2 separate regions of the Mus musculus genome follow, and region 1 is linked to region 2. A link is a loop called in an ENCODE intact Hi-C map of the cell type or tissue named here. Cell type or tissue: left cerebral cortex. All regions are shown on one strand.

Region 1 (8,000 bases), 510 kb before region 2:
ATCTTCCTGCACAAGAAGTCTCCCAAAAGAGCGCAGCGGATCTTCTACAGAAAAGTACCCTCTGGAAACTGAGGTCCAGGTCAGCCCAGGTCGGGTGATGGATTCTGAGACAGGTCTGTAGGGGTGTGAGTGAGCGCATGCGTGTGCGCGTGCGTGCGTGTGTGATATGTTAGGGCGGGGAGGTTATAGGCAGAAAGGAATGTATTTATTTCCTCCTTAGGCAGGCTCAGGTGAGTTCGCTTTCACATGCTGTCTTTTGTGAGAACATGCCAGCTACGTAACTTGCTTCCAGAAGTGATCAAGAGAACTAGAGCAGGTACAGGGGCCTGCCATTCTCCTAAGTTGTAGGGCGCCCTGCTGTTTCCCTGACTCCCTTCTGAGTTCCTTTCTTTCCTTAAAGTAACTGAAGTATAAAGAGAGGCTGATGTAGTGAGGCTGGTACAGCCCAGCAGGAACAGGGATCCTAGTCATTCTTATCAGCCTCCAACACCAAGATGTAGACTCCCCCTCCATAAGAAGATCAACTGTTTTCTCCCAGTTCCAGTGCATGGCTGTATATGAAAAACACCAAATATCCCATCAGCAGAGGTGAGAGAGGAAAGGGAATGAACGCTTTTTAGACCAAAGCTGGAGGTCTAAGAAGACACCACACCAGGCAGAACCACCTTTGTGTGTGTGTGTGCCTGTAAAAGTCCCAGCTGTTTTCCCAGAGACCAAAGCCATGGTTATCAAGACAAGTTTTCCCACATAGGCACTCTTGAGGCCATTTACAATGGTATGGCCAAAAATCAGATTAGCCATGTTTGGGCCAAGCTGAGGAACATGGAAGCCTCTTTTTGGAAGGCTTTTAAAACAAAACATATACAAAGATCTCTCTGTCTCTCTGTCTTTCTGTCTCTTTCCCTCCCTGTCTCTGTCTTTCTCTGTTTCTCTTTCTCTCTGTCATTTCCTCACTTAGAAAGTGGTCCACTGAGGAAACTACTTTGGCGTTAGCTAAAAGTAATCTAGAGAGAAGCTTATTAGGAAATACCAGACCCAGATGAAGAAACTAGACTCAGGGCTTCTCTGGAGTTCTCAACTCAGGCTCTTCAAAGCTGCTGTCAGGAAGCTCTGTCACTTACATGCATTTCGGGAGCACAGCGGCCCAATAGATCTATAAGCGCTGAATAAAATGACATAATTGCATTGCCCATATGCACAATCTCTTCCTCCTCTCCATCATCCTGTGTGCTGCAGAGAAAGAACCAACATGGGGAAGGCATGTGAGAGACTGCTTTGCTTAGTGGCAGGCACTGCTTAAACAGAACGCCTCACTCTGGTTCAACAAACTTTCCCTCACAACTCTTCCTTTCAGGAGCTGGTGAAGTTGTTTTATTCACTAAACTCAAAGGGGCCAAATATTTTTTCACAACAGCTCCAGGATCCTATGAACCTTGAAACGTGAATTTAGATGTTATCTACTATTCTTCCTCTTTGAATGTACACAGAAAGCCAGCTGGACAAGAAGTCAGGACAGCTGTATTAACATCCTAGCTCTGAGGTTAATGAGCTATATTACTTCAGGTCTTAGTTTTATCTCATGTTATATAAGAATGTTGAGACAAATATATTTTGAGCTCTCTCTGGTCTACTAAGTCACCTCTCAGAACTGATGATGTAGGGGAAATGAAAAACCAACTGGCTGGAGAGTCAACCCTGCTGGTGTGCACACATTCTCTATTCTATGCAGCATAGACTAGATAAAGAAAGACAAATGACTACTGGACATGGTAGGGGGAAAGTAACAAGGCAATGATAGACTATACCCACTAGACTCTGAACCTTTAAATTCCACAACCAATCTGGAAGGACTCCAAATGCTCAAAACACTTCCCCGAGCAGTCCTCCTGAGGCCTCAGTGGTTTGCCAGCTGTGCCCAGTGGTCTAAAGAAATGGAAGAAACTGCAACTGCCCCCCTCAGCTCTCTCTGGACAAGCCAAAATAATCATGGGCCTGACAAAGTGATTTTAAGCATTTGAACCACCATAAAACATCTGCTCTTTCTACCAGGCAAAGTTATGGATCCCACCCTAGCGGTTCACCAACTGGCAGTATTTGCCAGCCCACCAACTGCACACGCGCTGGACTAAAATTCACTTACACTTCTGTCTTGTAACCCTGGGAAGGGAGGTCGAGGGCAGGGTTCTCTGAGATCTTAATAGCACCCTGCATAGCCGCCAGCAGTCCGTTGCCTCCTTCACCCCTCAGAGCTGGGCCGAAGCACTCGGGACGTCTGATGAGCAGTTTGACCACAACGCTGGCATTTTCTTCCACACTTTCGCCTGAGGGAGAGAGAGGCCTGGTGTCCTTCCCTCTGGAAAGGACAACCTGGAAGTTATTTGTAGCTGATGTGCGGGGAGAGCAGTGTTTCATTTGCTTTTCCACCTATTAATGTGATGAGGAAATACTGATGAAGGAAAGGTGACCTCTGATAAATGAGGCCAGATCTATTCATTATAGAATTGACCGTTATGGAATGGAATTTTCCTCTTCAGCTCAGGATTTTTTTTTTTTTTTTTTAACCTCAGGGATGACCCTACCATGTTGAGGCCACAGATACCACTCAATCTCCTGCTAACAAGTTCATTTACAAGTGACTCGCAGACAAAAGAGCTTCATATCTTAACACTTGGCCTCCTTCCTTGAATAGTAAGAAGATAACTAAGCTATCACGCCTCAGCTGATCTGGGGAAGTGATAACAAAGTTCTTTACCCAATGATTCTCTTGGAGTTAAGTACATATCCCAGGACAATCTGAATTCAGAGGGCTGATTTCATGATATCAGAAGTCATTGATCATGATGAAGAATCTGCTGGATAAAATTTTCTAGTAATAGCTCTGAGAAAAGGGGCAGGGCAGAGCTCTCTATGCTGTCTTTGCATTTCTCTTTGGAGGAGGCAAGCATGAGCTGCCAGTGACAAAGGAAAAGGCACAGTTAGGACGGGAGAGCTGTAGAGTCTCAGAACTGTTTACATTCCAAAGCAGTGTTACAGCTTGTCTAAGCAATTTATTAAACATACCCTCTTTCCTGGGTGAAATCTTAATTTATGTTTGAGAATGTGATCCCTGAGCCAGACTCGAATGCATGTTTTTTAAAATGCACATTACATAAAGCCTAAAAATAGCTTTTCTTCAAAACCATTAAGTATTTCTTGGGTGGTGAACTGTATTAGAGAGTGAGCATTTGGATAGCTATGGAGTTTTCTCTTTTCTTTTTGTTTTTTCAAGACAGGATTATTCTTTGTAGCCCTGGTTGTCCCGAAGTTGCTTTGTAGACCAGGATGGCCTCAAACTCACATGGATCTGCCTGTCTCCGCCTCCCAAATGCTGGAATTAAAGGTGCACACAACTGGCTAGCTATGGAGTTATTAAGTCCTCTGAAGACGATCTGACATCGTCACAGTCTAACACAATAACCATCCATCTCACAGTTTCCACAGGTGTGGACTTTGGGAGTGACTAGGCTAGATAGTCCTGGCTTGGGATGCACTTGAAGCTATAGTCTCCAGTTGGTTTCAGCTGCCGTCTCCTGGTGACTTGTCTGTAGCTGGGGGACCAGCTTCTAAGTTCACGATGTGGCTGTTCTCATGATGCCTCAATTGCTTGTTGGATGGCAGATTCAGGCCTCCGTTCCTTACCATGTTGGCCTCTTTGGAGCAGTGCTTGGGCATCCTCATGAAATGGCCTCTGGCTTCCCACAGACCAAGAGGACAGGGCTGAATCTTCAGTCCCTGGAACAGTCTGGTTACATATGCGCATCCTGCAGTATTTTAGTCATTAAAAGGGGTTTACTAACCCTAGCTCATACTTATAGGAAGAAGATTTAGGCTTCTCACTCTGGAGGGAGGAATACCAGATAATTTATAGACATATTTTAAAAATATCTGGGCAGTTTAAATTTTGCTTCATGAAAATTTTGTCTTATTTGGAATAATTAAGGCTGAGCACATAGCTTGGGGCAGGGTACTTGGTCGGCTTCTTCATAGCCCTGGGATTCTCTAGTACTACAATTAGGGATATAAAAATGGGAGCTCTTGTGGGATTGTAAAAATGTTTTAGAATTATGTTCACTTGATCCAGAATTTTTCACTAAACTGAATTTAAACAGCTCATCACTGTTCACTAGTTGTCATACAGCTCATTTCTTCATGGAGCGTTGAGAGAAGTTGTGAAGATGTTTGCCATCTACGAGCTAGGTACAGAAGCATATGTCTGTAATCCTAGGACCAGGAGGTCGAGTCAAGTTCAAGTCCAGCCTGGAATGCACAGTGAGATTCTTTCTCAAAACAAAGAAGTTCTAGTCAAGTCTCACCCAGTATACAATATCCAAGAAGCATAACCCATGCACATACCGGCAGTATTAATTAGGTTACAAGGGCTAAATAAAAAACAAAAAACAAAAAACAGTATCTGTAGGGAAAAGTGGTGGGGGTATGGGTGGAATTGGACAGGAAAATTGATTTGATCAAAATGCATTGTGTACATGTATGAAATTCTCAAATATTAAATATAAATATATTTAAAAGAGAATAGCATGCCAATTTATCTGATAGTCTCTATATATCCTGATACAGTTTACTTGCAGGAGGGAGATTTCAGTATAACTACCAGAAGGAGTGACGTATTCATAAACAAATACTCTTAGACACAGATGTATTGCATGTCATAACTTTCAAATATTTCTAGCCTGTAATTATTAGCAGGCAATATGCATATATGTCCTTTGAAATGATAAGAGCCAAAATGAAGGGGAAAAACCTTATTAATAAGGCTGACCCAAAGACTGCACGTTGATGTGTTTAGCTCATACTGAAAATGCTTGCAGGCCAGCACAGTTTCTAATCAGCATGCTGTCTTCAGCTCAGCTCATCCCAGAGCAATTAGCACCATAGAGTTTGTGGGACACAGACACACCAGAAGCAGAAGCTGAGGAATCAGAGTTGGACTCTGAGATTACATCTAAGTTCATTTGCCCAATTAGCCCCTTTTTGATCCAAATCTCTTCTCTTCACAATTTAGCTAATTAGGTTGACTCTGAGAACTGACCCAGGAAGCTATTCCCTGATTATTTTAGTTCGGACATATGTTGGGGATGCAAATGTCCTCTCCGAGAGGAAGAGGACAGGATCCAACCACCGAGGCTGGTTAGACAGGGGATTGAGAAGAAGAATTTCCAAAGGCTTCCTGGAATAGTGGGGCCAGAAGAGTGTAAGTCTACTCTGGGGAAGCCAAATGCTGACCCTCAGTGTATTTGTCAAGGTAGAAAGAACATTTTGAGGTAAATGGTTTTTGGTCCAAGAGCATCCCACAATATTTTTTTTTTCTGGAGTTCCAAAATAAGAAATGAGATTAGCAACTGTGTGAATGCCCAAAGTTCCTTTCATCAAAGGCTCTCAACTCAGTATTGATAATGCCATGACTTTCTTTCTAACATGTCTGAGCAGTTGGATGGAAATGGAAATGATTCTCTTCATTTTATGTCAGTAAAGGTGTCAGACTCCAGGGACAATTAATAGAGCCTTGCTGATCTCATCTCCAACTTATTACCCTTTCTCACTCCCTATGTTCTAACTACGCTTCTGTTATTAAGTTTGTTTGTCAGCAATGCTTGCTTTCTTCCCATTCTCTTGTCATAAATTCTTGACTTGGGGAACTCTATGAAATTCTTCAGGAGTATCTTAAAACACAAGAGCCCCAGAAATGTGGTCATCTCAAACACTGGAACCTTTTTTTATCTGGTTTTCTCACTAACCTGCACACTTTTTTAATTGGCATTTTATTCATTTACATTTCAAATGTTATCCCTTTTCCTGGTTTCCCCTCTGGAAACCCCCTATCCCATCCTCCCTTCCCCTGCTTCTATGAGGGTGTTCCACCACCCACCCACCCACCCACTTCCACCTCCTCACCCTGGCATTCCCCTACACTGGGGCATTGAGCCTGACAAGGCCATCCTCTGCTACATATGCAGCTGGAGCCATGGGTCCCTCCATATGTACTCTTTGGTTGGTGGTTTAGTCCCTAGGAGCTCTGGGGTGGGGGTGGGGGGCTGGATGGTTGATATTGTTCTTCCCATGGGGTTGCAAACCCCTTCAGCTCCTTCAGTCTTTTCTCTTAACTCCTTCATTTGGGATCCCGTGCTCAGTCCAATGGTAGGCTGCCAGCAGCCGCGTCTATATTTGTCAGGCTCTGTCAGAGCTTCTCAGGAGACAGCTCTATCAGGTTCCTGTCAGGAGGCACTTGTTGACATCCACAATAGTGTCTGGGTTTGGTGTCTGTATATGGGATGGATCCCCAGGTGGGGCAGTCTCTGTATGGCCTTTCCTTCAGTCTCTGCTCCACACTTTGTCTACCTTGAGTATTTTGTTCCCCTTCTAAGAAGTACTGAAGCATCCACACTTTGGTCTTCCTTCTTCTTGAATTTCATGTGGTCTGTGAATTGTATCTTGGGTATTCCAAGCCTTTGGGATAATATTCACTTATCAGTGTGTTCTTTTGTGACTGGGTTACCTCACTCAGGATGCTATTTTCTAGTTCCATCCATTTGCCTAAGAATTTCATGAATTCATTGTTTTTAAGCTGAGTAGTATTCCATTGTGTAAATGTACCTCAATTTTTGTATCTATTCCTGTGTTGAAGGACATCTGGGTTCTTTCCAGCTTCTGCCTATTATAAACATGTTGGAGCATCTTTTGGATATATGCTCAGGAATGGTACAGCTGGGTCCTCAGGTAGTACTATGTTCAATATTCTGAGGAACCACCAGACTGAGTTTCATGGTGGTTGTACCAGCTTGCAATCCCACCAGCAATGGAGGAGTGTTCCTCTTTCTCCACATCCCTGCCAGGATCTGCTGTCACCTGAGTTTTTGATCTTAGCCCTTCTGACTTGTGTGAGGTGGAATCTCAGGGTTGTTTTGATTTGTGTTTCCCTGATGACTAAGGATGTTGAATATTTCTTTAGGTGCTGCTCAGCCCTTCTAACCTGTACATTTTATAAGGACAAAGTAATATGTCTGTATTATCTGATCCTGTGTGCTCACAGTTTTGCTAATGTTTGACACATAATAAGCAATCAAAAATAGTTATTGTTTATTTTTTAAGTGCTTAGAATTTAACCCAGAGTCTGTGCATGTTAGGCAAGTATTCTACTCTGAACTTCACCATCATCTACAAAAGAGTTTTTTTCAAGATAAATTTACATAGTGTAATCTTGGCTGTTGTAGAACTAGTTCTGTAGATCAGGCTGTCCTTGAACTTGCAGTGATCAGCCTGCCTCTGTGCCCCTTGTTCCCCATGTCCCTAGTCTTATAATTAAAGGCATGTATCATCACTGCCCAGCTAAGCGTTCTTGAATAAATGAGTAGATTTCACTCAAGGGAGAGGCTTGAAATGATTTCAGGGAAAATCCTGGCTATCACTGTATTATCAGACCATTGTCAGCTTCTATTTGCAAGAACCTAAGTTGTGCATATTCTCAGATTTCAACTAGTCCTAGGGAAAAGAGATATCCCTTAGGAGTGAGAGAGCACACGGGGTTCATTAAGAGTCTAGAAATACCTTGTTTAGTTAACAGAGTATCACAAGGTAGGGGTGTTAACTGAGACAGAAAACATGTTTTTCAGTAAATGCCACTTTTGGTATCATTCCAGGGGACTTGTCCAAACCAAATCATTACAGGTACTGAAGACATCACTTCCCCTCCTGTTCTGAGAAGGAGGAGTTAGGCATCTGTTTGTAAACTACTGTGATAAGACAAGAGCAAGCCAGAGAGGGTTATCTGATTATCTCATTGATTCAAACTATCATTTTTACCTTCTAGCCACTGATCTAAGAACAATGGACCATCTCTTACCAACCTAGTTGGTAGTTATCTCCTGAGTACTTAGTGACATTGTTTACCCTTCTACAATAGTCCTTTATTGTTGGTGTTATTTTTGAGACTTTGTTGGATCTTTCCA
Region 2 (8,000 bases):
TGACTGCTCTAGAAATTTCCAGTGATCCATGCCTCAGTTGTGAAGATGTTCTTTCTTAAGCCTGAGAACCTTGGAAGAAATTTCAGTTCCATTTTCCCTTATTTCATTACACACTGCCACAGTGGGACCTTGAGCAGAAGCTGTTCTGTCACTCAGTACATCAGCTTGGTTCAGGGGAAAGATCCGTTCCCCTCCCTCCTTCCCCAGAAAGCCAGAAAGATTCTGATAGACTGAGACAGATAATATTCAAGTTTGTAACAAAAGGCAAGAATTTTCTTTTATTTCCCACCTTTAACTGCCTTACAGATATTAATTAGATGCCATATTTTCCATATAAAATTTTGGAGGTGAATAAGTTAGAGTCCAATTGTTTATATAAAAAATATGGTTTTCCTTTTGTACACAAAAGATTTGCATCTTAGTGAGTATTGCTTAATAATATTTAAAATGAAAATGTGACAAATGTTTACTTTCTGAGGAATACCACAGAAATTGGTTAATTATGAAAAAAAGCAATCAAATCAATTAGGTGTGTAAACAACAGGAGACTAGAGGATGAAAGAGAATACATGTGTGTCCTTTTGGAGTTGTGGGGTTTTGTGGTGAGTTTAGTCATTATGATGCTTTTCCTGTAGAGCTGAGATTACAGAAATACCAACTTTAGAAGCCATAAAACAGAATCTCAAGTACCTGAACTCAGACCTTGAAAAGGATCTACAGAGGCTGGATGAGGCCAATCAGATTCTCCTCAGAAAGATTCAAAAGAAAGAAGAATCTATACAAAGGTCAGGCTTTGCCCTTGGTGAAGGAGAGGCTCCTCACGTGATGTCCCATAGCCTAAAGGGAAGCAAGGGGGGTCAGTTCCCTGGTGGAAATTTCAGTGTGTGATTTAAATTCTGAAACTTGACCTCTGTGCTCCCCCCACCCCCCGCCCAAAGACTTGGGTGTGGATCCTTGCATCAATTTCTTCATTTCGTTGACATTTTATTGCACTGTCACTCCGGCGTGATTTCAGTGGCAGCTTCCTTTGGACTGATCCACACCTGAGTAACTTTGTTTTTCAGTCTTGAGAGAGATATTGCCCTGTCCATAGGAAGAGTCCCAGAGAGGGATGACTTCAATGAGATCCTAGCACAGAAGGAGACTGCCTTGAAGGACTTGGAGCTGGAGTCAGCAAAGCTGGTGAGAAGACTTCTAAAGGAGACCTTAAGAAACCCTCTGCAGCCATCGCTCTGTCTGTCCCCAGGGTCTCTGCATATGCCCCTTGCCTCTGTGGCTACAGAAATCATAGCTGCCGGGGGTGGGTGGGTGGGTGGGTGGGGGTGTGGTCTCTGTGACAATGAAGCACAAGGCATGGGCATACGACCTTGACTCTGTCCCAGGTCCTCTATGAAGGACCGAGGTGCACTTAACTGACACCCTTATCCCCACATATTATGTCAGTGGTCTTGAAAGCAGAATCTGTTTGTCTCCTTTAACTCTTTCTTCCTACAGGAGAAAAAGAATAAGACCCTAAGCAAGAATGTGATGGAACTTCAGAAGAAGGTAAGGGCATGATCACGAAGGTGGTTTTCCCAGGGCGAGGCTTATCCATTGCACTCCAGATGTGCTGACCCCTGTGATTTCCCCAAATGCGGGAAATTCGACTGCATAATTTGTTTGTGGTAGTGGGGGACTGCGTTCGTGCTCTCCCCTGGAAAAAAAAGAAAAAAAAAAAACAAGAAGGTAAGGGGACATCCCAAATTGTAAGGTACCCTATTTCCAACAGCATTATCATTACAAAACAAAGGCTGGTGAAATGGACAGAAGACATATGTGGTGAATTCAGGGAATATAACTCACATGCACGAATGCACACGCGCGCGCGCGCACACACACACATATGTGTATATGTATATTTTTTCTCATCAGTTATATGTAACCACATAAAATATAGATTATATGCTACATACAAATGAAGTGAATTTTCACACACTTGAGTCTATCTTGAAATATGACTGATTTCTAAAGAATCTTCTGAACTCTCTAGTCAGATAAACAAGAAGACGGTAAACATTTGCCCTACGCCCCCATCACCTTCAGTCTTCAGACGCAAATTTGTCCTCCAGACATGCCAGGCTGTGGGAAAAGGGCTAAATAGTTACGTGAGCAACAATGTCCCATTCTTTCCCCGATTCCTCCTGTTAAGCCCATGCTTCTCTCCTCAGTGTGGAGCTATGGTGGTCATGGGGACAGAAAAGGATGTCCAGTCAGGGCTTAGTGCTCAAGAGCACATACTCTTACAGAGAACCTGAATCTGGTCCCCGTACCTAGGTCAGGTGGTTCACAGTCACCTCTCCTTCAAGGTCCAAGGACTTGAAGCCATTCTCTCTGGATGACAAAGACAGCTGTACTCACATTTACATACACACCTACACACATACACCTACACATCTACACACGCACACCTACACACCTACACATGCACACACAAACACACACACAATTACAAATACGAATCTTTAAAAAAAAAACAGGAAGGAAGGAAGGAAGGAAGGGAAGAAAGAAAGGAAGAAAGAAAGAAAGAAAGAAAGAAAGAAAGAAAGAAAGAAAGAAAGAAAGGAGAGAGAGAGAAGGGAGGGAGGGAGGGAGGCAGTCAAGAAGGAAAGAAAAGAAAGAAGAGAAAAAAGAAAAGAAAAGAAAAAAGAGAAGAGAAAAGAAAAGAAAAAAGAAAAGAAAAGGAAAGGAAAGAAAAGGAAAGGAAAGAAGAGAAAGAAGAGAAAAAAAGAAAAGGAAAGGAAAGGAAAGAAGAGAAAGAAGAGAGAGAGAAGCCTCTTCACTCAGGATTGAGTTAGCAGCTCCCACCGGGTCAAAGAGACATGTTTCCATTCAAGATGTTTCTGTACCCGAGTTAGTAAGCACAAGTGTTCCGCTGGCTAAGACCCCAGCCTAACCTTATCCTAGCTCATCTGTTTGCCTTGAGGAGCTCACAGCTACTTCAATGATATTTCAGATTTCAAAAGGACTCAAGAACATTGCCTCTGATCCAGAAACCCTGAAAAAGAAAGTAACAGAATTCAAGGTGAGTCACACAGCAAGCTGGGACATTTTTGTGACACGTGTATCAGTCCTAGGTCCTAGGAGGCTGTTTTCATGGCTTCTCCTAGGTGTGGCGCTAGACGTGCCCATTTGTGTATTAGAGGTGTGCCAACATCCTTTATTGCCATGGGCTACCCTGACAGTTCTGTTCGCACTAGAGGTGGCTACATTGCCTTTGGGTGGAAGGGGATGTCTCGAAAGCCTCATCAGTTAAGAAAACACATTCCAAACACTTACTGGAGTCTGTCTTCTCTGGAGAAGTTTATATCTAAATGAGGACACATAGATACAGACATCCAAATAGAAAGAAAATGCTAATTCCCACAGTTATATAAGGATGCACTGGTGATCGTAGACGGTTTGCCAAGCACTGGCTTATAGGGTGAATTTTATTTTCGAGTTTCACTTTGTCTTTTTCCTCAATTAGAAAGTAAAGCAAGTGAAAGTATTCATTTGTAAGACTCTATTATTTGCACCTCAATGTCTAGAGCATTCTATCCTCTGGCAGAGGTCCAGTAAATATTTGTTAAGTGGACAAATGCGTCGACTCAGACTGGGGACAAGCCTATTGTGGAGCTCTGTGTGGTTTTAGGGGACAAGTGTGGCATCTGGCTGAGGCCAACATCAAGAGCTCCATTGTCTGCTTTTCTCTGAACAAGTCGAATGTCTCCTATGACCCTCGTGTGACTTAGAGAGCATAAGCGTACCATGCTCACTGAGTACAGGGAGCAGTGGTGGTCATTGGTCAGTGCAGGGGAGGAGAATGGCCACATTCAATGGAGAGTCAGCCTACTGGGGTTTAATGTCAGTTTGCCATTGTGAGATTTAGCTAAGTTTGTTTATAACTTCTCTGTCCTCAATACATGATAGCAGCTCTGAGTTTGGTTTTTGCTGGCCTGGGTTTTCCTTGCACAAAGGAATGCTGTTCATTTTCTGCCATTACCATCTTCCCTAGGTGAAACTACAAAAGTCAACCGAGTCCTGTGCACAACAAGAGAAGGAAATCGCCAAGGTTAGATTAGACCAGTGCCTCTTCCACTGAGGGTCTGCCTAGGACATATGTAGAAGGGAAAGTCCGAGGGTCTTTAGAACAGTTTTCAGGCATGGCAGGGAGGGGGCAGGGAAGTCTGGCAAGTGAATTTCTGATTCACAGGCAGGTGGAAAAAGCACTGTCATTAAATACTGACCTTAAAATGTTTAAAAACCCTCATCTGCCCCAAATACCTTGTACAACCCCAGAGCCAACAGTCTACTGCATTCCTTTCTGTTTTCCAAAGAGACTCAGGACAACTTGGGTAAATTCTATCCCTCCCCCCTCTCAAATTTAGGTCCTGTGCCTGAATACTAGGTCACCTCTTAGTGAGGTTGTGGCTGTTTCCCTTCAAGTAAGGGGTTGCTAGGTAACCAGCCACAGGTCCAATGGACTAGGCAGGTTCCCAGGGAAGCAGCCAATGCTTGGTACCCATTGAAGTCATGAGGTTTGTGCTTTCTTCTTTTCCTAGATGGAAAGTGACTACCAATCTGTATTTCAGCTCTGTGAAGACCAGGCCCACTACATAAAGGTACAACGTCTCAGAGGACAGTCAGATGGAGACATGTCTCCCCAAGTCTGGAGAAAGCTGCTTTCTTGTTAGGCTACCCTCAGCTATGTAAAAATGCCTTTTGTTCAGTTGACATGACCACCAAACAGGAATGCTCTAGACAATGTGGGGAAACCTTGTCATACATTATTTTCCTCAATGCATTTGTCTAGTAAGTAAGTCTGAGGAGTTCTGAAGGCACTGAGGTTTCAGGGAGCTGGGGTCTGTGCTCCGGGAACACAGTGCAGCTCAGATCTGGGATCTAAGCGCAAGCAAGGCCTAGAAGAGGAACTTTTTTTTTCTATGCCCATCCTCTGATTAGTACCCTGATTTGTTTTTTATTAGAACACCCCTACCTTGTACCCCCTGTTATGTGAAATGTTTGGAATGTTAGTTGTTTAGTGGAATATTCCTATCAGTGACTTTGAAATAAAGACAACAATTCTTGTTTATGATGCCCTCCCTGCCCATGGGAAGAAATACCAAGAAATTCTGAGGGAGATGGAGAAGGAAAAAGAAGTGATGCTGCTTGAGAAAGAAATGTAAGTCTGGGAAATAATGCCCTCTGGTACACTGCACTGCTGGCCCTAGGCAGTCCCTGGGAGGCACGGCGTTCTCAGAACAATTGGTGTCACGGTGTCACGAAGTGAAGGACCCACAGCAGGTCATTTCCCACAACCTCTATTCTTGCTCCAGACTGAACACTCAAAATCATTCAAACTGGTCTTCTGCCCTCCCCAGCAACTGGGTCCTGAAATCTCTTTATGATGCTCTTTTCATAGTTGAGGGCAGTGTTCCCAACACTAATAGAGCTATGTTCCAGGGGAAATTACAGTGAAGAGATATGTACCCTCAAGACACAAATGACTGGCATCTGTGTGTGTCACAATTTTTCCCAGGACATTGGTACAATGGAATGACCTGAGATCTGTAGATGTTTTTCACGGGATTTGACACACTTACTTTTTGTTTATACTTCTTAATTGTATCGCATCTTACACAATATACATAGAACATACACGTCTTAAATACGTAGCTGTTAGATTTTTTTCTATGTATATACACATTAGTACCACTGAAATCCAAATATAGACTACTACAAGCCCCAGAAGTCTCCTTGAATGCTCTACCCTGTCAACATCCCTTGCAGAGGTATCCCCTAGTCTGGCCATTCTAAACCTCTATCCTCAATTTCTCTATAGACTCAGCCTATGTTCTCTTTCTCTGAGGATTATCTCTACTGTATCATGTGACTTGCTCTTTATAATATCCCAATGTATGAATATGACAGCACTAAGCTCTCACTGACAAACACTTTGACCATTTTAAGTTTGGGTATATTAAAATCTGCTATATAATGTCCTCATGTATGCCTTTTGATAGATGTATCCTTCCATTTGTGAGTGGTCATTCAGGTACACATATCTTTGTTGTACTGGATGAAACAATTTTCTGCAGTGGCTGAATCAGCATCCTCATAAGGACTCTGGAGAGCTCTGGGCTGGACTGTGGCTCTACGGGTGAAGGCGCTCTTTCTGTTGGCTTATTGTTTCCCTTGGGCCTTAAGTTCAGTTCTCAGAAGCTCAAAACTTCTATGATTTACCCCAGATTCATATTTACTGTTTAAACTTTATATATTTTTACACTTGAACTCACCTGAAATCTATGTCTTCCGTGTCCAAATAGCCCTGTACAATCTTTAAACTTTAAATAATTTAAAACTGTAACATTTACAGAGGTCATGCATTTCCTCTTGATGCCTTGTGGCTTTGTAGATGAGGGACCTTATGCGTGTAAGCATATGTGTTTTCACATGCTTTGTCCTGTACAATTAATCTATGTCTCTGTCCTTTCACATATACTGAACTGTTTTAATTATCCCAGCTTCATAGTTAGCCTTAATATATGGTAGAAATAATCTGCAAGTGTTTTGTTCTTATTTAAGATTATTTTGTCTATTTTGGACCCACAAATTTCAATATAAATATTTTATGTTAGTCTCATAATTTCTACCAAAATAATAAAAACTGACTGAGATTTTCATTGCAATTGTTGGTATTTGCAAATAAAATTTAGAAGTTAATTAATGTCTAGCTAATAGTTGTTCCAACTTTATCCTTCCATTTGTTTAGATCTTCTTTAACATTCATACAGTGTACTGTCATTCTCTGTAGTATTCACATACATTTTTTGATCATACTGATAGTTTTAGATATGGTAAATGTTACATTCATTTGCTTTTAGGATCAATCATTTACCACTATCTAGGAGCATGTAGACTTCTGGATACAGAATCATGTCCATTGACCTTGCTTCCTGATTTTTTTTTCTTTGAGTCTTGAGTTACACAGAGATATCACTAGGAGCCAACTTCTAGATTGACAGGCAAGCCCATGTAGATATTTGCTTTGATGGTCTTGAACTCTAGACTCGGCCTCCTCAGCCAGTTTTTGTCACTACTTTCTGCTCAGACTCTATTTCCCTACAGCTCGAGTTGGCACATGTTCTTGATGGAGAGCCACGGGGAAGGAAGAGCTCCTCTAAGTGCTTCACCCGACTCGGGTGTCCCTTGGACTCCCAAGCACTTTATCCAATGCATTCTATGCATTTCACTCACTTCTGCAGTTACTTTTGGAAAATTGGCTGGCCTGACACAAGCTACTTCATCATGGAAGAGCTGGGAGCCTGTGCCAATTCTCCCTTTACATGTTTATTGATTACTATAAAAGGAAATATCCATGAAAATGCTAGATAAGCTTCCTGGATCAATTCTGTACCAGGAAACAACTCTACATAAAACAAATACCAGTGACCAGGAGGCTTTAGAGAGAGAATAAAAGCAGGCATATACTAGAGACAAGTCGGCAGCTGGAAGAGGAGAATGGTAGAAGTTATTCCCCCTGGTATTATACCTTCTGGCCTGAGGTCAGCCCAGACCCTTGTGTGTATTGTAAGCATGGAGCAGTTACAACATGGAGGGGAAAAATTAGAATTTAGGCTACTAGAAAGAAAGAGCCAGACGTGGGAGTTTCTGGATATCCTTCTGACATTAGGTTGAAGTCACACAATCTGTCTTTGGTGGCAGCTTACAAGCCAATCAGGTCGGCCACAGCCTCAGTGTGGATGCTCACAGACTGCCCTGAGTAGTTCAGTTTAAAAGTCAGCCAGAGGTGTAGGCAGAGTTTAGGTACAATTTATCTTTCTCTTAGGAATGGAATGTGTACTGGCTAGTTTAATGTAAGCTTGGCACAAGCTACAGTCACTGGAGAGGAAGGACCCTCAATTGGAAAGATACCTCCGTAATATCTGGCTGTAGGCATGCTAACAGGGCATTTTCTTAAT

Evidence for each region. Hi-C counts contacts between places; a loop is a spot of excess contacts. Peaks named below come from ENCODE experiments on the same cell type or tissue, not always from the same donor. Only the 100,000 strongest peaks of a DNase experiment are listed, where the experiment ranks them.
Region 1: a loop joins it to region 2, with 3 times the contacts of the local background. A loop is called at or near these places in 17 of 42 quality-filtered maps.

What each region holds. Positions count from the first base shown.
Region 1 is chr2:112,778,839-112,786,838 of GRCm38, forward strand. It overlaps Ryr3 (ryanodine receptor 3), which reads right to left. Exons shown (of 104, transcript NM_001319156.1): 44 at 2,141-2,321; 45 at 1,122-1,230. Among named protein-coding and RNA genes, the nearest start is that of Gm22676, 280 kb to the left of the region's middle. In left cerebral cortex, no CTCF peak of the experiment used is centred here; no DNase peak of the experiment used is centred here.
Region 2 is chr2:113,286,743-113,294,742 of GRCm38, forward strand. It overlaps Tmco5b (transmembrane and coiled-coil domains 5B), which reads left to right. Exons shown (of 12, transcript NM_029232.2): 3 at 636-785; 4 at 1,065-1,182; 5 at 1,495-1,545; 6 at 2,993-3,061; 7 at 4,034-4,090; 8 at 4,581-4,640; 9 at 5,136-5,200. LOC115489624 (a small nuclear RNA gene) reads left to right here and starts at 1,531; the gene lies at 1,531-1,696. In left cerebral cortex, no CTCF peak of the experiment used is centred here; DNase peaks (open chromatin) are centred at 3,146, 3,391 and 4,457.